Linked DNA regions of Homo sapiens: region 1 is linked to region 2. The links are chromatin loops, found by intact Hi-C in ENCODE. Cell type or tissue: PC-3. All regions are shown on one strand. Links, peaks and the distances in the headings refer to the core of each region. The heading gives the core; the rest is flanking DNA.

What was found. A loop is a pair of places that touch in the nucleus more often than their neighbours do. Peaks named below come from ENCODE experiments on the same cell type or tissue, not always from the same donor. Only the 100,000 strongest peaks of a DNase experiment are listed, where the experiment ranks them.
Region 1: it touches region 2 in a loop (4-fold over the local background); 3 of 110 quality-filtered maps call a loop at or near these places.

Annotation. Positions count from the first base shown.
Region 1 is chr14:41,951,282-41,963,518 of GRCh38, forward strand. No RefSeq gene overlaps it. Among named protein-coding and RNA genes, the nearest start is that of LRFN5, 350 kb to the left of the region's middle. In PC-3, for the core only: no CTCF peak of the experiment used is centred there; a DNase peak (open chromatin) is centred at 6,380; H3K4me3 peaks cover 369 bases; H3K27ac peaks cover 901 bases.
Region 2 is chr14:42,017,548-42,029,784 of GRCh38, forward strand. No RefSeq gene overlaps it. Among named protein-coding and RNA genes, the nearest start is that of LRFN5, 420 kb to the left of the region's middle. In PC-3, for the core only: no CTCF peak of the experiment used is centred there; no DNase peak of the experiment used is centred there.

The sequences.
Region 1 (12,237 bases), core at 2,176-10,175, 66 kb before region 2:
AAAAGTACCTGTTATAAAAATTAATATATCTGCTCTCTAGTCCTGGAACACAAACACTCATTATGAGCTCTTCATCACTTCACATGCCCTTTCCTCACAGCCAGTGTCTTCCTTGGCTTACCAAGTTCAGTTTTGGCTCTGTTTCTTCGATGAATTATTTTCTGCCAGGTTCCCCTGATCTCTTTTTCCCTAGCCCGAATGCACTTACATTCTCTACCATACAATAAAGTATTTAAATTTTACAAAATGAATCGATTTTTTTACTAGGTCACTAAAAAAACTTATGGAGTGCAGGCACTATATTTTTGTTTTGTTTAGTTTTCTATCACAGTTGCTAGCAAACTTCTGGGGCTATTGAGGATGCTTAAAAACATTTGTTATTTATCTGATTGAGTTATATTCCTTATTTTCCAGTGGCATTCATATGCTATAGTATTATTGCCCCATCCCCTAAAGTCCCAGATTACATTATCTATTTCTCTCTTAGTTATCATAGACACTAATTTTCTAGCTATTTGTATTCTATGTCTTTATGTATCTTTAAATATTTCATAAGCAACTTAAGGAAGCCCATTAGTTATTTCTTCACCCCCCCTTTTCAATCCCAAATATCTCCAGTGATTTTCATGAGGAAGACCCTGAAAATTTGTTCACAGAATGGTCTAACATTAATGGAATTTAAAGCTGGACATTAAGGCTAGAACGGAATGTATTGTTTGGAGGAAATGAAAGATGATTTACCATCATAAACTTGTTGCTTTTAATTAATCATTGCTCTTTTGGAGAAAAAAAAGATACTTTTGTCCCCATCATCATCAGGACCATATTATATTTCAGTAACAGAATATCAAGAATTATGCTCATATTTTTTTGATATGGTCTTAAATATTCACAAAGACAGACCATATTTCCATCTAACAAGTTAGATGACTTAATATATTTGGTAATTAATTTCCTATGTGAATACACTATTTTCCTTATTTTGTTTATATTTCTGAACTAAAATTATATAAAGCTTTTTTATTCAGACATTAAAAATAATAATTTACTTTTTTTTGTTGAACAGTGAAATTACTGTGACATCTATAAGTACATCCAGAACTATCTCTGCCTCCAGGGATTTTCTAACAAGCACTTACAATTTTTTGTTTAACCACAAATTTGAAATCAAATACGCTCTTAATTTGTCATATAAATTATTAGGTTAGTGCAAAAGTAATTGCAGTTTTTGCCATTATTTTTGCACCAACCTATAATATATCTGAGTACAAAGAAGATAAAATAAAAGTTCATGCATTTAAAAAAATGACTAGGGATATAAAGACTTAGGCTCAGTGTTATAATTAACCCATTTTTATTTCCAGAATATTTTTCATGCTTTTTCTATTATAGCTATGATAAAAATTCATCATATTTATATAAAAAGTAGGAAAAAAGTACCACACATGTAATAAATGATAGAAAATACAGGAAATATAAAAAGTGGAAAAAATAGTCAAATTGGTCCTAGGCCATACCACTGGTCTAGAAGCCTTACGCACATTGTAAGATCTTTCTTTTTTATCTTTAGGTTTAATGGTACATATTTTAATTATCTTGTATATTAAATTGTATAGCTTGAAAATTACTTATTATATATAAAGTGAAGTGTTCTTCTTTTTCCCCTTCAGATTTGGACATCTAGAACATAGTCACCTAACTCAGAGCTGTAAAAAATATGCCCAAAGCTAACATCTAGGCAAACTACCTAAGATTTCATCCTTCTGCTTAATTAATAAAGGGAAATAATTCAATACTGTGTACATCTGATGTAGATGATAAAACTGGCCCTGAATATAATTTTTTACTCTTTTTTGTTACCATGCTCTTTGGCATGGTATTTTGTAGTGCCCTCCCTACCTATATGGGCTTGGTCATTTCACTAATTTTGACTAATGAAGTAAGGTGGAAGTGACATTATGCTGGTACTAAGCCAAGTCTGTGAATATTTTTACTCATTCTCCTATACTTATTTCATTGCCTTAAGAAATGCACTGGCTGATAAAAACATAAAAAATAAAAGTATTTTCTTTGCAGCAACATGGATGTAGCTGGAGGCCATCATTCCAAATGAACTAACACAAGAGAAGAATACCAAAAACTTCATGTTCTCACTTAAAAGTGAGAGCTAAACATTGGGTACATATGGACATAAAGATGAGAACAATAGACACAGGGGACTACTAGGGAGGGGAGGTGGAGAGGAGAGCAAGGGCTGAAAAACTAGCTATTAGGTACTGTGCTCACTACCTGGGTGACAGGATGATTTGTACTTCAAACCTCAGTGTCATGCAATATACTCATGTAACAAACCTGCACATGTACCCCCTGAATGTAAAATACAATTTTAAATTGTATGTAAAAAAGAAATTCACTGTCTAGCTACTGGAAGATGAGAAACACATGGGGCAGAGCTGAGTTGCCCCAATTATCACTGCATATACTCAGGTGCATAAGTCACCTCGGCCAAAATCAAAAAGATCTTCTATTTATGGCTACTCTTAGTTGTTAAGGGGTTCATATAAGTGAAATAAATGCTAATAAGTGTATATCAGTGAGATTTTGTGAATGTTATGCAATATTGCTGTAGCAATAAATACCCTTTCAGTGCTATTGAGAAGGATTTGAATCCTCCATTGCCATCCTTGGGGACATGATTTAACTTTGACCATAACTGAATTACTACTTACTGTGAAATGTTACAGTGGAGTATTAGCCTATATGTTTCTTTACAACTTCTAATATTTCAAATGTCTTTCAATAATTCATTTTCAGTAGAAAAGTCACAATATTTTACTGTAGATTCACAGGAAGTTGTTCTCTAAGAGCTAAACTTTTAGAGTAGTAGCCTTCAAATTTTTAACTACACATACCTAAAAGAATTCTGGAACACTGTACTTCCCTTCCTTTTTAGGGGTGACAACTAAAGATGTCCATCCTAAGATTAAATAAATTTATTACTCATAAGTGATAAAAAATATTAGATATTTCATTTTAAAATTTGAAACAATGTACTGATTAAAGTAGTAATAAATACTGAATATATTTATAAAGTCAACTTTAACTACCTAATTGAATAAAACAAATATAAAAAATGTATTACATCAGTCCATTCTCACATTACTAGAAATAAATATCCAAGGCTGGCTAATTTATAAAGAAAAGAGATTTAATGGCCACATGGTCCTGCAGAATGCACAGGAAACAGCAGCATCTTCTTCTGGGAAGACCGCAGGAAACTTACTATTGTGGCAGAGGGTGAAGGGGGAGCAGGCAAGTCACTTGGAGAAAGCAGGAGCAAGAGAGAGAAGGGGGTGGGGCCACACACTTTTATTTCACCAGAACTCACTCATTATCTCGAGGTTAGTACCAAGCGGATGGTATTAAATAATTCATGAGAAAACCGCCCCCATGATCCAGTCTCCTTCCACCAGGCCCCACCTCCAACAATGTAGATTACAATTCAACATGAGATTTGGGTGGGGACACAGGTCCAAACCATACCATGTATTTTGTTTACTGGCAGAGTTCAGTACTCCTGCAAAATGTATGAATTATTAATCTTTCAAAATAGGAACATCAGTAACTTATGCTTTGGCTATTCTAAATTTGATCTTGAGGCATGGATCAAAATATCCATTAATAATATAAAACACTGTGTGTGTGTTTGTATTGATATGGTGTGTTTCTGTGTGTGTAAAGAGAAAAAAATATTTTAAGGTTTAAGACAGCTTTGATTAAAGATTAAAGGAGAATTTTCTGTATTCTATATATGTGTATCCATTTGTTTGACATCCCGAAGTTTTATAAACCTTGGGTTAATAAACAGTATTAAGATTTAGGTTCAGAGAAAGGTGTGCCTGTAATTGTGTATATTGATAGCAGATTATGTGAATTTAGATTTGTTTTCAGATCATTTTTTTAAAAAAGGCATATATGAGAACGAGAATCTAGGAATCAATTCCATTGAAACTACTGGTGCATGCCAACCTGATAGAAAGTCTTTATGTACCCCAGGGCCCCAGGTTGAAGACTTTTCGTTGAGAAAAGGCAAAAATAGTGTCACCACAGTTTCTTAAGCAATACAGGCATTCAATAAAGTTGCCTGAGTGAGTGACTCTGAATGCAATTAATGGGATAAGAAAATAGGTGACTGGGTGCCAAAATAAGCAACCCAGCCAACTTAGTGCTAAGTAATTCAAAGAAGAGAGATAAAAACATGTAGAGGTGTTAAATAGCAAATCATACAAAAAAGATATTTTTGCATACCAAAGATCTGTGAATGCATTTCTAAGTGTTCAATATTTATGAATGGCTATGAGATTGAAAGCTGCTTCAGGGCAGAAGCTGTGTGTTATTTATCTTTGCCTTTTTCTCAGTAAAGCACTAGCTGCTGACCCAAAAATTGTTCCAATTCAAATCAATTAAATTCAATGCTAGGGCAGAATGCTAGTTGTTAAAAAAAAGTAGACTCTGGACCAGCTTACCTGTGTCTAAGTCTCAGTTTTTCCATTTAGTATGCGTGTAACTTTGGGCAAGTTGTTTAATCTCTCTGGACCTTAGTTTTCTCATCTGTGAAATGGTTTGCATAATGGTACTTATAATACTTCACTCAGTTATTATTGGCTCATGTAAATGATATCAAATCGTAACACATGCATACTTTACATTTTACATACATTAGCTATTTTTATTTAAGTTGCCTTTCCTGAAGTCATCAATATAAGTTTTACCTACTAAAGTAGAAAATTTTGTATTTTCCTTCTCTATTGATTCAACATTTCCTAATAAGTGCCCATACCCCATGTGCGTTTATTCATTCACTGAGTAAAAGGGCAATGACAATTAAGCATATACTGTTGAAATGTTAATGCATATTTTAGCAGTCTGTTGAGGAGGTTTAGAATCCTCTGAAAAGTTTGAAAACGATTGATAATAGATTTCCTTTTTCGTTTTTTCAATGAAGACTGGAATTGGAATACCTGTCATATGTTAATTTAGTTTTTGAAAGAAAAGTGATTGTTAGGAAATAATAAAGACAAGAAAACTGATTATTTTCTAAACTTCTTAAAAGCTTGTCATCATTATCACTACCATCACCAACAAGAATATAGACATTGACAATTATACATTTTTGAGGTGATCTTAAAATTTGTGAAAACACTTTCAATAAACGTAATAAATAGAAAGTTTACTCCTTGAAAAAGAAAAATCCAAGAAATCTTAATTCAACATCATTTTACAGTTAACTAGAACATTCTCTTAAATAGCGTGAAATTTTAAAATGAAAACCAAAACAATTATTTTTTAAATTTTTACTGTCATTTAGATCAAATCTTTAACATACAAATCAAAACAATTGTTTAATGTCCTGAATATATACTTATACATCTATTATTTTAGGAGGTGCAAGTATATAACACACTTATGTGCTATTATGTAAGCTCTGGAAACTATTCTTGCCTTACAGTTAATGCAGAAATTTGCACTAAATTATCCTTTATTTAGTACTTTTATAATATATACTATGTTCTGGTTAATAATACACCAATCCCATGTTTCTCTGGGAAATTGAATCAAATTTATGAAGTTATGCTGTATATAAACACATTTTGCAATGCGATTTATAAATGAAAACCCCCAAATTTTAAGGAACACCTACAATCTTTTTTTTTTTTTTTGAGACAGAGTTTCGCTCTGTCGTCCAGGCTGGAGTGCAGTGGCGCGATTTCGACTCACTGCAATCTCCGCCTTCCAGGTTCAAGTGATTCTCCTGACTCAGCCTCCCGAGTAGCTGGGACTACAGGCAAATGCCACCACGTCTGGCTAATTTTTTGTATTTTTAGTAGAGACGAGGTTTCACCATGTTAGCCAGGTTGGTATCAATCTCCTGACCTTGTGATCCCCCCGCCTCGGCCTTCCAAAGTGCTGGGATTACAGGCGTGAGCCACCGCGCCCAGCCTACAATTTTTATAATTAACTTGCACTTACCTGGACTCTCAGTGAAAAGAAAGGTCTGTAAGAACCATAATAAATAATTCAGTTTTTCATAGCTTTTATGCTTAGAACATTTTGGAACTGCATCAGTTAAAAATTAATTCTAATCCTAAATGCCATTTTCCCTCCAGCAGTATTATGGGATGTGTGTTTTGATACTACACTAAGAATTCAAATTGGCTAGATCACAGCATATCTACCACAGAACACTAAAAAAGCAATCTTTTATTTAATCTGGTTAATCTTATATTTGCTTTTGTATAACCTGTTTATCAAGGAGAAAAAGATCATTTCATTTACTCATTTAGTTATTCATTCAGCAAATATTTATTTAGGGCCTGTCATGTTACACACACTGTTAGCTTCAATAAAGTCCTTGTTTTCATGAAGCTTATGGTATTGTGGTGAATATAGATAAACAAAATCAGATACTATAATATATTGCGGTACACAAGCTATGATTTTAAGTGACTTTTTATTGGAAAGAAATTCAATATCCTATCCCTCAGAGTTATTGGCATTGTCTTTAGTCTTAATTACCATTAATACCAATAGTCTTGCTCCTGTAACTTCCTTATAAATTGTTATATCACTGGAGGGATGACACACAGAACTCAGAGCCTGTAAGCAAATGATAAACGGTAGACAATTTGGCAATTTTATCTAAATTAGTCACGTTATATGAAACAATAAAATGCAAATCAGCTACAGCTACATATCTATCCTTTTTCTGTGTCAGAAAAAATATTTTCCGGAGGATTATCAAATCTCCATTTGCACATTTCACAAGTAGCTGAAATCATGTAGCATCTCTGATTAACTTCTAAAATTCGATACCATGCAGAGAATAACTTACCCATGGTGATAGTCAGAATAGTGTCAAGTTCATGAGCTGGAGCACACAAATCTAACTTTCAAGTTGAATTTCATATCGGAAGTACTTGGGAAATGTGTTACTATGCAATCTAAAGATATCAAATTATATATACAGCAAACTCTCTGTGTTACTAGGGAGGAAATGTTTTCTGATCCTATCCATGAACTAGAGCATGCAATCCATATGCAGTCCATTAACGGAATACAGAGAATGGTTATCAATACACCACTAACATTTTTTATAATATTAGATTATATTAGACTCCCTGGATGCTTACATCTTGCCCTGTCATTATCAGATTTGGTGAAATTAATTGCCATAGTTTTTACCTTGATAAAATGTAAAATAAAATCCCTGGTATACTGCTGGATGATATTCTATGCTAAAGAGATAATATTTAGAAAATTGCTTTTACTACAAGTAGAGACTTTACATATTTTTATTTTTATTATAAGTGTCAAACATATATATTTTTTCAGTTAGTTGCTTTTCTCTTTATTTTCTTGTGGTGTCAATTAATTGATATGAGTTATTAATTTGACAGTATCAAATGCTCAATATTCATTTCTATGATCACACTTGATGTGTCCTGTTAAGATATGCTTCCTCTTCTCCAAGTAATGGGGAAAATCTATATACTTAAAAAAATCTTTCTTTTCTAATTTATAAAATAAATTTCTATATTGACACCGAATTTTATAAAAACTGTTTTATGGGTTTTTTATGCCAATGATCATTTGTCCCATCACTTATTAAATTGTCCATTCTTTTTCCAAAGACCTATTTTGACTCTTCTGTGATATATTAATAACTTTTATATATGTGTGGATATGTTTCTTAGCTTTCTGTTCTGTGCCATTTATTTATTTCTTCATGACCATGTCAGAATCTTACCACATATTATATTAATGACTTCAGTTTGTAAGACCTTTATTTATTCTAGGTCAAATATACTCACTCTATTGATTTTTAATCGTAAATGTCTTGGATAATCTTGGTTCTTTGGACTTCTATAAAAATTTTATTTTTTAGTTATCAAGTCAATAATAACTTTGTTGGGATGTTGGTTAGAATTGCAATGACTATATAAATTTGGGTAGAGTTGAAATCTTTATGAAGTTAGTGCAATCTCTACAAAATTAATTACTTTGTACTTCCCTAATATTTTTAATTAAATATTTTATAATTTTTTTCTTTCTTTTGTAAATTTAATCCTAGAGAACTACCTCATGTTCTCCCCTTCAAATCTTTACCATTCGTGTACTTTATTTGTCAAAATGTCCTTTCTAAAACTTCTGGTACAGTGTTTAATAGAATAAATGATCAGAATGTTATTTTAATTAAATATACCTGCTTTGCTTTGGTTACTATTTTGTGAGACTGAGAATCTATGCTTTCAACTGAAAAATTTAGTGTATTTACATTATATAAAAATAGGGTAAATATATTCATTTGGCTTATGAATATGTTTGAAATTATTTCTACCAAGTAATTTGGGGGTTATTTGTCACAATTTTACGTTTTATTCAATTCCTAATATTTTAAATTTAGGGTTCTATGGTTGGTTTTGGCCTCATTCTCTTTTTTGCCTTTCAGCTTTTTGAAAGATACATATTTTTATTTTTATGCTAACAGTCATTAACTTGTAACAATACATTTAAACATTTAAAGTTAAGTAATATATTTGCATTAATTTGAAATAAACTATGCTGTAATGCTGATCACCCCATCATTGTTATTCCACCTCTCAAACTTCTGTTTATTTTTTATTCTGTAAATTAAACATTATTATTGATATGTATAGACAAGTTTTGCTTAGATTTAACTACATTGTTACAGTTTTCTTAATTTATTTGTTCTTTTTGCTTATCAGAGATTTATTTTTTAATATTCCCAGGGAATTTTGTTAATGAGAGCTTCTTGATGGTAAAAGATTGGAGTTTTATTTATATAAAATACTTTTATTTCACAATCCCTCTTGTGAAAGAATTTACATGACATAAGAATTCTAGTTTGACAATTATTTTCTCATAGAACAGTGAAGAAATTGTCTTCTGTTATCTACCCTTGTTGAGACAGTTGCAACTGTCAATGTAGTTCCCTTCAAATAATCTATCTTTTTTTTTCTATATCTACTTCAAGACTCTTTGTTATTTTGCCGTTTGGCTATGGTATAGATTTATTTTTATTTTCTAAGTTTGTAGTTCTTATAGTAACAGACAATAAAAATCTTTGTCGCTAAATCTATGCTGAATAATTCTCAGCTGTTGTTTCTTTCAAGAAAATTTCATCACTCTCTGCTGTCTACCCTATGATCTCATTCAGGAACTCTGAACTATGCTAACTGCTATTTCCAAATTTCCACTTCTTTATCTCTCTTTGCTACATTATTTGTAAATTTTGTATAGTTAAAATTGCGAGTGTCTTTATCTTCTGTCCTGGTTAGTCTGCTGTTAAGTATTTACTTAGAATTATAATTTCTATTGTTATCTTTTTATTTTTTTCATTGCTTTTTGCTATGTATTGTATTCTTTCTGGTATTTCCTTAAGCATACTAGACATGCTCATTTCACATTTTCCACCTGATAATTTTGCTAGTGGGATAAAGTGGGAAATTGATCGATTTGCTTGAAGTATTTGCTAATACATATTTTTTATGGTTCTTTGAAATAATTTTGACAGTGTTCAATTATATTACAGTTAAAAATAATGTTAAACAAGATTTTAATAAATGGTTCTGACACAAATTACTATCTTAAGAATTATGAACTTCTTAAGACTATAACACCCATATCTTTTGTCACATGTAGAAATAAATTAAATCTTTTTCTTAGACATAGATTTTTTAAAAAAATTTTGCAAGAAATGTGCAACTACTAATACTATCCTGAGTCAAGAAGGAGTTTCTCAACCCAGACAGAAGACTCAAAGGATGTATAAAAATAAAATTTGGGATATAGAAAATATACCATGAAAAATCTACAAATAATAGATTCTGAAAAAATACATTTATGATGACAATGTAACATGCAGAATATTTAAATATTAATGAAAAAACTAGTCCAATGAGAAAATGGACAATGATAGCCAAGAACAGCCACCACAAAAAAGAAAACCTCAAATTTAAGCTAATGATTAAGAATTCTTTCCATGAGTATTCTATGAGGCATATTTTAGGGGGTCTTCCTCCATGAAGTAGCTGTGTTTTGCCTCTGCCAAGCATCTATTACACAATAAAATTTTTCTTTGCTAAATGGAATTATTTTTTAAGGTTTCACATTACACAGTTATGATCTTCAGTTCCAAAAGTATGTTAGCTTACGTACATTTATGAAATATCAAAGGAAATTTCCTTTTTCTTCAGTACCAACCAAACTAATGATGAGAAAGAAAATTCTTCCTTCAGTCTGGCATTGCTGAGTAAGTTTTTTCTACATACTGTCTTTACACGGCTTGGTCTTCATTAAGACTCTATTCTTGGCAGTGCACGGTGAACTCACACCTGTAGTCATAGCACTTTGGAAGGCGGAGGCGAGTGGATCACCTGAGGTCAGGAGTTCAAGACCAGCCTGGCCAACATGGTGAAACCCCGTATATACCAAACATACAAAAATTAGCCAGGTGTGGTGGTGGGCACCTTTAATCTTAGCTACTCGAGAGGCTGAGGCAGGAGAATTACTTGAACCTGGGAAGCGGATGTTGCAGTAAGCTGAGATCGCGCCACCGCACTCCAGCCTGGGCAACAGAGTAAAACTCCATCACACACACACACACACACACACACACACACACACACACACACACACACACACACGAAGACTGTATACTCTATTCTATGTGGGGCACACAATATTTAAACCTCCCAGATCGCTGGATATGCTCAGGAAATGTGTTAGAGGCACTATTGTCTTAATTCCTTTGTCATGTATTCCTGGCCTTAGAGAAATCTTATTACATTTTTGGAGTCTTGTCTAATCATTTAAAAGACTTCATTTGATTTTATGTAGTAATTTTATCTATGTTTTAGCAGAAGAGTTTTAGGTTATCTAGTTTCCCATGTATTCTAATAATGGAATTTCATTGTTTCTTTATATTTTGTTTATATTTAACATGGGTAGATTTGTGCAGATCTTCTACAAGTTATGATATACTGTCAGACAGTTCTTGTGACCCATTTGCTTTACACAAACTCTAGGTCAGAAGTGCTACTTTAAAGAAAGATTGTTCAAATTCTACTTCGAGGACTGGATACTGGGTTGACTGGTTACAATTATATGGGTGGAGAAGGGTACTTAATTTGAGCCATGTGCATAAACTGGTAAAGAAAGTTCACCATGCTGTCACTTGATGTGATTTTTAAAAATTTTTTTATTGTACTTTAAGTTCTAGGGTGCATGTGCACAACGTGCAGGTTTTTTACAGAGGTATATATGTGCCATATTGGTTTGCTGCACCCATCAACTCGTCATTTACATTAGGTATTTATCCTAACGCTATCCCTCCCCAAGCCCCCCACCCCCCAACAGGCCCCACTGTGTGATGTTCCCCCCACCCTGTGTCCATGTGTTCTCATTGTTCAACTCCCACCTATGAGTGAGAACGTGTGGTGTTTGGTTTTCTGTTCTTGTGATAGTTTGCTGAGAATGATGGTTTCCAGCTTCATCCTTGTCACTGAAAATGACATGAACTCATCCTTTTTTATGGCTGCATAGTATTCCATGGTGTATATGTGCCACATTTTCTCAATCCAGTCTATCATTGATGGACTTTTGGGTTGGTTGCAAGTCTTTACTGTTGTGAATAGTGCCACAATAAACATACATACGTGCGCATGTGTCTTTTTAGTAGCATGATTTATAATCCTTTGGGTATATACCCAGCAATGGGATTGCTGGGTCAAACGGTCTATCTACTTCTAGATCATTGAGGAATCGCCACACTGTCTTCCACAATGGTTGAACTCATTTACTCTCACACCAACAGTGTAAAAGTGTTCCCATTTCTCCAAATCCTCTCCAGCATCTGTTGTTTCCTGACTTTTTAATGATTGCCATTTTAACTGGTATGAGATGGTATCTCATTGTGGTTTTGATTTGCATTTCTCTAATGACCAGTGATGATGAGCTTTTTTTCATGTTTGTTGGCTACATAAATGTCTTCTTTGAGAAGTGTTTGTTCTCCCTGTTTGTCTATCTTCAGATGTCCCCTTTTATAGGGACATGAGTCTTATGGGATTAGGAGCCCACCCTACTACAGTATGACTTTATCTCCAGCGTCTGTTGTTTCTTGACTTTTTAATGATCACCATTCTAACTGGTGTGAGA
Region 2 (12,237 bases), core at 1,944-9,943:
TGACCCACATTCGCGTCTTCATCCATAGGGGAGAGTTAGCCATTGGGAGTTGATTTGACATGATTGTACTCCCCGCGAAGACATTGGTAATCAGAACACTGAGCTTCAAATTAGGGAAGAGTTAGGTGTAGCTCTGCAGAATCAGGAAGTACCACTGGTGTCGGCTATTCTCCACTGTTATACACAGAAATAGCAAGAACCAAGACATCCCCTCTTATTGTTGTAAAAAATGTGAACGTCCTCTGAGTGACAGTGCCGGGAAACTGGCAAAGTCTCCAGACCGGTGCCGGTAAAACCCCTGAGAATGAGACTTAACACTGAGTTTGAGCTGTGTTCCAGACGTTTCTGGCACTTTAATAAGGGTAGTGAAGGCTGAGTAAAAATCTGAGTAGGATTTATGAGAAATGAATGCCAAGTGATACTGGACAGTAATCAAGTTACCACAACTTCTAACCACTGGAGTGGCTTTTGATCTATGTTTTTGTACAAAGTTATAGCTATTTATATTGACTACAAACAAATTTCAAAATTCCGGAGAAAAGTTTGTTGAAATTGGATTTTTGCAAAGAGATTATGCAGACTACATAGTAATGGCCTTTCTGCAAGAGTGTATCTACAATCAAAAAGTGATTGCATAGATGGTCCATATTGGATCAACTAAAATTTATTGTTTATGCTGCCCCTTATTTTGCCTATTGAGAATAATCTTTTGTCACATTCACAGAGCCTTGGGAGAAATGCCAGGAAGCACTGTATACAGTTTTCTGAGACATTTAAGGAATATTTGATTTCGATGTTTTCTGATCCCCTGAGTTTTTAAAAGGGTAGTTAGAAAATAAGAGTACGTTTCTATCTTTATAAGTGAGACATGATCTTCTTAAAAAGGAAATAGTGCTTGATAGGGTAAAAATAATCCAAAATTTTGAGGAGTGCTGTAGAATGATTGTTTTCTCTAAGATCACTTTTTCTAAGGTGAGCAGAAGCTTTTAATTAATGTCGTTAGCTTGTAGTGTGGTAGGTATCATGGGTCACTGAATATAGGAATGCATAATAAATCTCTCAAAATTTGAATATATGTGGATAAAAGAATACTGAAAAAAAAAAAAACAGAATGAGAGTGATCATCACATCATCAGAAGTCCAGGATGTACTTACTCTTGTGCAGCATGAATAGTTTCAGTCTTAACATTTAAAGAGTAGGTGTAAGCAGATAGACATTATAAGAAAAAAAAAAAAAACTTCTCTTCAGAAACCCAAAGGAGAATTTAATGCAGCATATGCATCTTAAAATTAACATGCATACAACTGAATTTTGCTATTATCTCAAAAATGGCTCCCCTTGCATGTTCATAGCTGTAAATGGTAACTCTGTTATATTTGTTCAGGTCAGAACTTTAGATTGATTCTTCACTCACTTTTCTTTATAATTTCCCATTTCATTAGCAAAATCTATTTGACCTTTTTTTCAAAATTTATCCAGACTTGTAAAACCTCATACCACCTCCAGAACTTACCTGAATCCCTTCCACATCCATCTCACTCCTGGGTTATTCCAGTACACTCTTATATGGTCTCCCTTGCTTCACCCTCTTTCATCATGGTATTCGTTAGGACTTTTTGCTAACATCACTTCTTTTAGCACTGGCCATAGAGGAGGAATCTGCTTCTCTACTCACTTAACCTCAGACATGGCCATGTGACTTGTTTGGCCAGTGAAACGTGTAAGAATTGATCTGCATCCTTTCTGGGCTATAGCTTTAAGAACCAGAGTGACAGATGGAGCTTCCATAAGCCCTTCACTAAGATTTCTGTTAGGAGCCTAACTCCCTTGAGAACACTGGGTAGATTTGAAGAATAAGAGAAAAAATAAATGTAGCTTTAAACCACTGAGACTTTCAGGTTGAAAAACAGCTTAGTTTAGCCTATGTTACCTGAGACAGGAATTGTTTCAGGAGTTACCAAAGAACAAGACAGCAGCAACAAAATACCTGGCATTGGTTATGGTGATGGATGGTAGGTGTCAAAGAGATATTATTGACAGCTGGAAGGATGGTGGTTCATGTTCACATGTAGCAATGTGGAAATTAAAGGTTGTAACTACTGGATTTATAGCTTCAGAAGAAAGAATAAGAAAGCATTAGAAGATTGAGTTTCTTACTTTTGACTGTATTTTGACATGATATTTAAGGGAAGAAATTAATTAATTAATTTGCAACAAAGAATGAAAAGGACTAAAAGAAAGTAAAACAATGTGGGAGCTTGGAAGTTCCCATGTATAACTAATTTCCATCTCTATCTAGTAAAAATAAAACTGTGAAGGCCTTGAAAAAGCAGAAACTAATTGAAATGTAGTTTAGCAGCAGCAAGGGTCAAAACAAAGGCGTGGCCATCACATCCATTTAATAATCTCTGAATGGATTAGTTTCTCACCTAGCAAATCGTTTCAGTTGAACAGGTAGACATAGAGAAAAATACTGGGGGTGTGCTTTTCCCAGGATATCTGTTGTTTATACCTGCAAAGAAGTCGGGAGAGAGGAGTATAGTGCCAAAAAAAATTTGAGTGAGATTATTGGCACATGAAACTGACTGAAAACAAATAGGAAATAGGTGACTGTAGCTTTAAGAGCATTGTGTGTTAAAAGAACCATCAACCTTTGAAACTGATTATTAGAAACTTAAAATAGTTCTTGGGCCCTGAACTTTCTAGAGGTAAGGAAAGCTTAGAAAGCTACTCCTGTCTGAATGAGGACACCTTTTCTGATATCCTCTTCAGAAATATCCAGTGAGGACAATTTAAAAAGAGAGATCAGAGCCTGGGACCCCTGAGAATTACAGGTTGGAGATCTACTCTTAGGAAGAAACCCTCATAATATCTGCTTAGTGGGAGTGCAAAATTTCTATGATTCAGTGGCTTCTAGGTAGCCCTGCATTCTTCCCCTTCCAAAATAAGAATTTTTATTCCAATCTTTCCATTTCACTTTCTTCAGACAAATGGGAGTGGCGGAGTGGGGAGGGGAATGATAATATAAATTGTGTTTTTTTTCCCCTTAAGTCTCTAAAACAAGAGGTGCCACATCTAGACTTCTATAGACATAATCATTAAATTTTGTTCTTTTAAATCTTAATATTAATTTTATTGTATAGGACTTTTGGCTTTTCTTCTTGGAGAGGGAATTTTGCAATCAAAAAAGAAAGTAAACCCAACATTTGTGACCATAAGGGAAGAACATTGATCAGTTGGGGTGTTCAAAAATAGCTAGTTGTTGTTAGGCATTTTTTACTATTAAAATTCTCTAACAAGTTGAATTCAAGCAGCGTCATGTGATTTTGCATGGACCAGTGCAATATGAGCAGAATTGATGGTGTCACACAGAGAGGCAGAAGCTTTAAGAGCCAATGTGTGGTGTGTCACAGTATTTTCTTTGTACTCTGCTTATGGAAGCAAATTCACTTGTTTAGACCCCTGAGTAACTATTATGTATACAATCTCCTTTCCGACTAACAATGTAGATGTAGAACAAATGAGAGATAGCTTCATGGTTGTAATCAACTGAAATTTTTAGGATGTTTTCACTGCAGCATAACTTAGCCTATCCTAATTACTATTAACTCAAATTTTACCCACAACATAGAATACACAATGATCACTTAAAAATCTGTCATGTTATCTGTCCTTCTTCATAAACCCCTTCAATGGCTCAGGGTAAAAGACAAAACCATAATATAAATTGTCTTTATGACAACATTCTGTCCGAATTTCTTTTGACTCTCCATTTCATTCTTTCCTGTGTAAACAATATTTCTGCCCTTACTTTTCTTTGCACGTGGTTAGAATAGTTGCTCTTCCCCTTTGCTGCGATTTCGACCTAGAACGCTCTTACTCCAATTATACACACAAATTTTTCTCTCACTTCCTTCATGTGTACTCAAGTATCTCTTTAACTGTAAAACTTTCCTGACCATTTTTATAAAATAGCAGTAACACCTGCTCTTATGTATTCATCTTAATTTACTTCCCTTTTCTCCATAACAGAACATAGTCTTGATCCACATTTTACCTCCTTTTCTTCCCACACCAAGTTGCATCTTGTAGAGTGAAGGCCTTTTGTACATATATATGCCTGCTTCATCTTGAATACTTAAGCTTTACATGCAGTCCCTGTAAACCCCTGATCCCTTAGCCATCCTTAGGGACCAGGGGTACACATACGTCTTTCGGAGAAAAGATTCAGGCAGGGAAGAGGCTAGAACAGGTACTAGAAACAAAGTTGGATCATTTATGCAAAGAATTCATCGACCTTAGGTATGCATCGTCTAGAAATGGGTGGTATGTTCTTTGTGTAGATCCAACCCCTGATCCTGCTACTTTTTTTTTTTTTTCCTATGTGGGCAAAAGGTAGGAAATTGGCCAGAGAAAGTCTGAAGTAGGACTTTCTATACCACAGGACTCAGGAAAATGGCCTTTCTTCTAAGTCTAAGGGCATTGTGGTGCCAGTAAAGTTGTTTTCCAGAGACTCTTCCACAAAATGTTATCAGTAAGATCTGTGTGTTTTATAATCATAAACTCTTGTTGAGTTAGAGCTCAATAGGGGTACTTAAGGCTTTAGGTGGTAGTGGAAAGCAAAAATTGAGTCTTTTAGGAGGTAGCAGATGGTTAAACACAAATAATTCTTCTTTAGGAAAAGTAGGACATTTAATTTATTAAAGAGGTTTTTAATGAATAATTTGGAGCTTCATAAATGTGCAGCAAAGGCAATTGGTGCTGATTCAGAGACAACATTCTGCAAAATAACATTTCATGCAAAATAACTTTGGAACCTTGGGGAGGAAATGGAGGCCATTAATAAATAGAGTATGGTTTTTCTAGCCAATGATGGTAGCAGAGGGTCAGAAAATCATGTTAATTGTACAGGAACTATTCAGTGCACAATATTGTATACCAAGATGTTCTATCTCCTGATGAGGCACATCTTCCTGTGAACCTCTGAAGTAGACATACATTAACTTTGTTTATTAAAACAAGATATCCTGATGCTGAGTAACTTGCTGGTGCTAAAAAAATTATTACATTTCCTGTGTGCCTGAAATCCTCCAGAGTAGCATGGCTATTAAAGGACAAGTGCTCTTTTAACAAATGGAATATGACCTAGGATAACATGCCAATTATTATTTAATTGCTATAGAAACATTTTTACATGTTTTGGATCATTCCCTTCATACTCATGGAATACTCATGGGATCATACTCATGGAATCATGGAATACTCATGGAATCATACTCATGGAATACTCATGGAATCATACTCATGGAATCATTCAACTCAAAAAAAAAATAGCAAACCTTTGTTAACCATGCAAGGAATTCTTTTATAATAAAATTAGCAGTAGAATTATTGGGCCTTCCAGTCTAGTGATTTTCAAAAGTTGGGCTTCATGGTGCCATTACAATCTTGAAAGTTACTGAGGATGCCAGAGAGCTTTTGTTGATGTGAGTTACATCTAGTGATATTTGCAATATTAGAAATTAAAATGGGCCGGGGGTGGTGGCTCACGCCTGTAATCCCAGCACTTTGGGAGGCTGAGGCGGGTGGATCACCTGAGATCAGGAGTTCAAGACCAGCCTGGCCAACATGCTGAAACCCCGTCCCTACTAAAAATACAAAAATTAGCCGGGCATGGTGGCACGCACCTGTAATCCCAGCTACTCCGGAGGCTGAGGCAGGAGAATCACTTGAACCCGAGAGGCGGAAGTTGCAGTGAGCCAAGATCACACCATTGCACTCCAGCCTGGGTGACAGAGCGAGACTCTGTCTCAAAAAAATAAATAAATAAAATAAATAAATAAATAAATAAAAGATATTAAAGTGGATATTTAAAAAATTTAAGTGACATCAATGAATGTTAACATAGTTTTAAAAATATACCTATATTATAAAAAGAAATAGAAACTGATATTATTTTGCATTTAAAAAAGTCTTTCTAATGTTTGGCTTGAGAAAACATATGGGAATATCAGATCTATTGGTGCATTCATCCTGTTGCATACTATATATCATGTAACCTCTGAAAAAATATCACTGTGCAAACATGCAAGTAAAAAAGCAAATAATCTCTTAGTACTAGTATAAACATTGTTTTAACCTTTGGCACCTTTAAATTTTCTCAGAGAACCTCAAGGGTTTCCAGACCACATTTAGAAAACCACTGTCCTAATTTTATGCATTTAATGACTGTAGAACGGCACTACTGTGTAAGATCTCTAAGACTCGTGTTATCTATTTAAATATAAGTTGATTATAATTAAATAAAACTGTAAAATTTAGTTTCTTATTCTCACTAACCTCTTTTTAGGTGTACAGCAGCTACATGTAATTACTGGCTACTGTGTTGGGTAGCATACAGATTAAACATTTTCCTCACCATAGAAAGTTAAGTTGAACAGCATACTGCTCTATTCTTTATGATGTTTCTTTTCTTCTTCTTTTTTCTTTTTCTTTTTTTTTTTTTTTTTGAGATGGAGTCTCGCCTGTTGCCCAGGCTGGAGTGCAATGGCACAATCTCAGCTCACTTCAACCTCTGACTCCCGGGTTCAAACGATTCTCCTGCCTCAGCCTCCTGAGTAGCTGGGATTACAGGCACGCTAATTTTTTGTATCTTCAATAGAGATGGGGTTTCACCATGTTGGCCAGGCTGGTCTCAAACTCCTGACCTCATGATCCACCCACGTTGGCCTCCCAAAGTGCTGGGATTATAGGCCTGAGCCACGGTACCTGGCCTATTTTTCTACTTTTTAGGAGAGAGTCCTTCCCTTTGGTCAGTGTCCGTTCATTTTGGCTGCTGTTAGAGAATACCATAAACTAGATGGCTTATAAACAACAGAAGTTTATTTATCACATTTGTGGAGGTTAGGGGGTCCAAGACCAAGGTGCCAGAAGATAAACTATCTGATGGAGTCCTGTTTCCCAGTTCATAGACAGCAGTTTTCTTGATGAAACCTCACTTGGTGGAATGCAAGGAAATTCCCTTGAGTCATTTTTTAATAGGAGCACTAAATCCATTTGTGAGGCTTCCACTCTCATGACTTAATCAACTCCCAAAGGCCTCATCTTTAAATATTATTATATTGGGGATTGGGTTTCAACATATAAATCTGGGGGACAAAAATCTTCAGTTTATAGCATTTTAAGAATAATCCTCTTTGACTCAGTGGTCTGCCTTCCAGGATGACTGGGGCAAAAGTTTCAACTTCTGAACTTGCTGAAGCAGCAACCCTGCTCCCTCAGCTTTGCTGGCTAGGGCTTGGACTCTGACATAGTTCTGATGTGTGTCCTGGCCCAAATTGCGTGTTGAACTGTCATCTCCATTGTTGGAGGTGGGGCCAGGTAAGAGGTGATTGGATCATGAGTGTAGATTTCTCATGAAAGGTTTACCACCATTCCACATACTGTCCTCACGATAGTGCGTGAGTTCTCACAAGATCTGATCATTTAAAAGTGTGTAGCACCTCATTTCTTATTCCTGCTCTGGCCACGTGATTTGCCTGCTCCTGCTTCACCTTCCACCATGATTGTAATTTTCCTGAGGCCTCCACAGAAGCCCAGTAGATGCCAGCAGCATGCTTCCTGTATAGCCTGCAGAACCATGAGCCAATTAAACCTCTTTTCTTTATAAATTGCCCAGTCTCAGTTATTTCTTTATAACAATGTGAGAATAGACTAATACAGGCCTCCAAGGCCCTGGGCCTAGATCCTGCACCTATGATGAATCCCTTTTTGGGCCCAGCTGCTCTCCAGGGATGGGATGCTAAGCCTGTGGCTCTTCCAGGAGGCCCTATCCTTTGAAATGGAGATGAAGATAGCCACAGCCTCCTGCTGTTCTGGGTGCAGTCCATGGCACATTGGGCTCCATCTGAACCACTCCCAAGGCAGCTGGGGAATATAATGCTGGAGTGAGGGGAACAGAGCTCATAATTTGAGATACTGTCAAAGCAGAGTGTACCAAAGTTCTACATGTGCTGGTGACATGCCTCTCTCCCCCTGCATCCCTCCAACCCCTGTTTAAAACTGCTCTGACCCCAGTGTTTGCACTCTGGGCCCATAATAGGAGTAGCAGCTCTGAAGATCTCTGAATTGCCATTATCCATTGTCTTGAACAATAGCTCCTACCTTCTGTTGAAATGCTTGATGATCTTCTTTTTGGAGGTGCCTTGCCCACATCCTTAGTGTTCTCCCATGAAGCAGGCTTTCTCATTTCCTTCAACACAGGCAGGCTGAGAATTTTCCAAATCTTCAAGCTGTGATTCCCTCTTGATGAACAATTCCATGTTTAATTTGTTTCTCTCCTCTCATATTTTACTATAGCTGTCAGGAGAAACCAGGCCACTCCTTCCATATTTCACTTAGAAATGTCCTCAGCCAAATATCTGATTTAATCACTCGCAAATTCTACCTTCCACAAAACACTAGGACACAAGCACAATTCAGCTAAGTTCTTTGTCACTTTATAATAAGTCTCACCTTTCCTCCAGTTTTCAATAACAGTTTTTTTTTTTTCATTTTCATGAGACCTCATAAGAATATTGTTTACACTCTGTGTTCAGCTCATGATTACTTAGGTATTCTCTAAGAAGATTAAGGCTTTCTCTACACGTTCCTCTTTTCTTTCCAGGCTTCCACCACAATCATCCTTAATGATTTATTCTTAGTAATATAGACTTTTTCTAGCATCAATTTCAAAACTTTTCACCTCTCTACCCATTACCCAGGTTCAAAGCCACTTCCACATTTGTAGGTATTTGTTACAGAAGTACCCCACATCTCAGTATCAATTTCTGTCTTAGTACTTTGGGGTTGCTAAAATAGAATACCATAGACTGGGTAACTTACAAACAGCAGAAACTTATTTATTACAACTTTGGAAGCTGGTAAATCCAGAATCAAAGTGCTGGAAGTTTTGGTGTCTGAAGAGGGCTCAGTTCTTGGTTCATACACAGACATCTTCTTACAGTCACATCACAGAGCAGAAGGGGCAAGAGAGTTCTCATGGATCTCTTTTATGAGAATATTCTTCCCATTACTGAGAGCTCTGCCCTCTTGATGTAATCACCTCCCAAAGACCTCATCTCGATTATCTTCACATCTGAGATTTTATTACAGCATATGAATTTTAGGGGGACACAAACATTCAATTCAGTTTATAGCACTTGCCTTAATTCCTGAGTAAAGAAACAGCATGCAGATGTGAAATTCTTATTCTGCCCTACCCTGGGGAACTGCCCGAGGGCAGAAAAACCTCCAAACAGATTATTAGTAGGTATCATGCCCTGATAATATTAATTGGAAATATAACTCTGGAATGGTGCTAAGGGCTATCCAGTGTTTCTTCAGCACACTCTGATAGAGCTAAATTAGCAGGCACCAATGTTTAGTGGTGGTGAAGTTAGATTTCTTACCAGTTATAACAAAATGCTACTATAGGTGATATATTTTAAGATGTAAAATGTCTGTAAAATTGAATGTAAGTTTGCCACTTATATTGAGAAAATAGACAATGATTATTTTATTGGGTAGGGCTGAAACATGACAGAATTATTCTGAAGGCATTTGATGGTGTTTTCGCTTCTTTGAATGCCTTGATTTCCATGCTCTGATGATTTAGTTTTATAGCACTATAAATCACTTTGGTCTTTAGAAGAGATTTTAAAATAATTTATGTTAGAACTATTTTCTTTCATTTTTATTTTAACATTATTTATGGTATTATATTGTAAGTCAGTATTGTGACTGATTTCGTTGCTGGCTTCTCTGTATTTCTGTTAGACTGCAAACTCTGAAAAGACAGGAACTTAGCCCAGAGTTTGACGCAAAACATAACACTTTTTGTGTTGCTTGACTGATACATTTAAGCCTCTTAATGTAGTAGCTTAAGGCTAGCCTCTCTGTTTCTGACTCACCAGCTCATCATCCACTTTAATTTTCCCTTTCCTGGCCCTTCTCTCTACCTACCTAAATACTCCATTCAGGATCTCTTGCTCAGCCCTCTCAACATGAAATATTAGATACCTTTGATGAGCGGTGATTTGTCCTGTTTCAAACCCTAGTGTTGCCAACATTCAGCTATGAACATTTGGGCAAGTCACTTATATTATCTGGGTCTAATTCCTGCACCTTAGATTATTTCTATCTAAACCCAACTATAAAATTGTACAATCTTCTAATGTCTTTGTATTATGTTATTATGAAACATACTAATTTTTAATTCTATCATGTCTGCTATTTTTATAACCAAAAAAATCACCAAGCCTAAATAACTGTTTCTGATTAATTAGTAGAGATTATATAGTTACTATTTAACTTCATAATTTATATGATACAGTTGCATCTATTAATAAAGAAGATATATCACATAATGACAATGTATTTTATTGTCACAGCCCCATTACCAGAAGTAGAATAAAGAAAGCAAGAAGATACGTATAAGCACAACAGAAAAGAGGTAGAATAATATTAAATCGCATTATCATTAAAAAATATTTTTTGACCAAAATGAAGAGGTCATGGTGCCACTGGAACAGGAAAAACACAAGGGCATAAAAGTCATGAAAGGAGGCTGGGCACGGTGGCTCACGCCTGTAATCCCAGCACTTTGGGAGGCCGAGGTGGGCGGATCACGAGGTCAGGAGATCCAGACCATCCTGGTTAACACAATGAAACCCCGTCTCTACTAAAAATACAAAAAATTAGCCAGGCGTGGTGGCAGGCGCCTGTAGTCCCAGCTACTCCGGAGGCTGAGGCAGGAGAATGGCGTGAACCTCGGAGGCAGAGCTTGTGGTGAGCAGAGATCACACCACTGCACTCCAGCCTGGGCGACAGAGCGAGACTCTGTCTTGATAAAAAGAAAAAAAAAAAAGTCGTGAAAAGATATCCTCCATGAAGGATATTTTCCAGACATAACTGTGTAAGGTAGACCAGGGTAGGGAATATCCTAGAATTTAAAGATGTTGGAACTTGGGCCATTCAGTTGCTGTAACTATATGGCCAATCTTTCTGAAACCCTAGCTTAGCTACTTCCTGGTGCTTGCCTTTTGGCTTGAAAACACCTTGAAATAACCCCTTTTAGTACTTTCCTTGGCTGCAGGAATGCTTAAAAGGATTCTGTCAGACTTACCACTCAGAGAGGAAACATTTGAAGTGCACTGTCTGGTTTAGATAATACATTGGCAGCAAGTATTTTATTTCAAAGAGAAATCCATCAATTAACAAGTGAACATGACAGATACGGTTACAGTGTTTCTCTGCGCTCAAAAGAGGTAGCTAAAGAAAAGGGAACTCTAGATATCTGAAGAAAAAAATCACCCCTGGGGAAGAAAAAAGAGTCCCCTGAGAATGCAAAAGGCCCACAAAATAGATCTGTCAGATCCTTTCAGACTTTGATGAAAGACACAGAGCTTGATATTAGGAAAACTCTGAGCCAAAACAATTCTTCACTGTAGATGAATTCTAAACCCATCCAAAGGGCGAGATTAACACAAAAGGAAAAATGAACCAAAATTTGGAGATAAGTGCAATGAAGAATATTTTGCCAACTCCGTAATTCGCTCAGGATATAATTTACCTACCTCCAAATCAGAGTTGAAACAACAAAACTTAGATATTGAGATATTTCTGGGTTGTTCATCTGTATATGCACACTATTGAATACCAATGTATCTTAGCAAGAGCAGCATGAAAATTAACGTATGTTTTCTCAGAAGATTTTTCTCTGAATGTTAATAATATAATTTAGCAAACATTTACTGTTGCTTTTTGTGCAGAGTAATACATAGGTACTGTCAGCATTGTAGTGGTAAATGACAAAGAACTTGTCGTCATAGAAGTTCCAGTTGAGTAGGACAGCTATTATACAGAGGCAATATGCCTGGACTTAAGTGGACATTTTTATTCCTGGAGTTGTAAAAGGTTATATAATTAGCAGACTCCTAAACATATAATTAATTATAGGGACATTAGAAATTATTTTTTAGTCTCTTTTGCCATCTTAATGTTTCAAAACACATACAGGTTGAATATTCCTTATCTAAAATGCTTTGAGCCGGAAGTGTTTCATATTTCAGATTATTAGAATTTTTGAATATTTGCATATACACAATGAGATATATTGGGAATGAGACTCAGATCTAAACCCAAAATTCATTTATGTTTCATGTATACCTTATATGCATAGCCTCAAGGTGATTTTA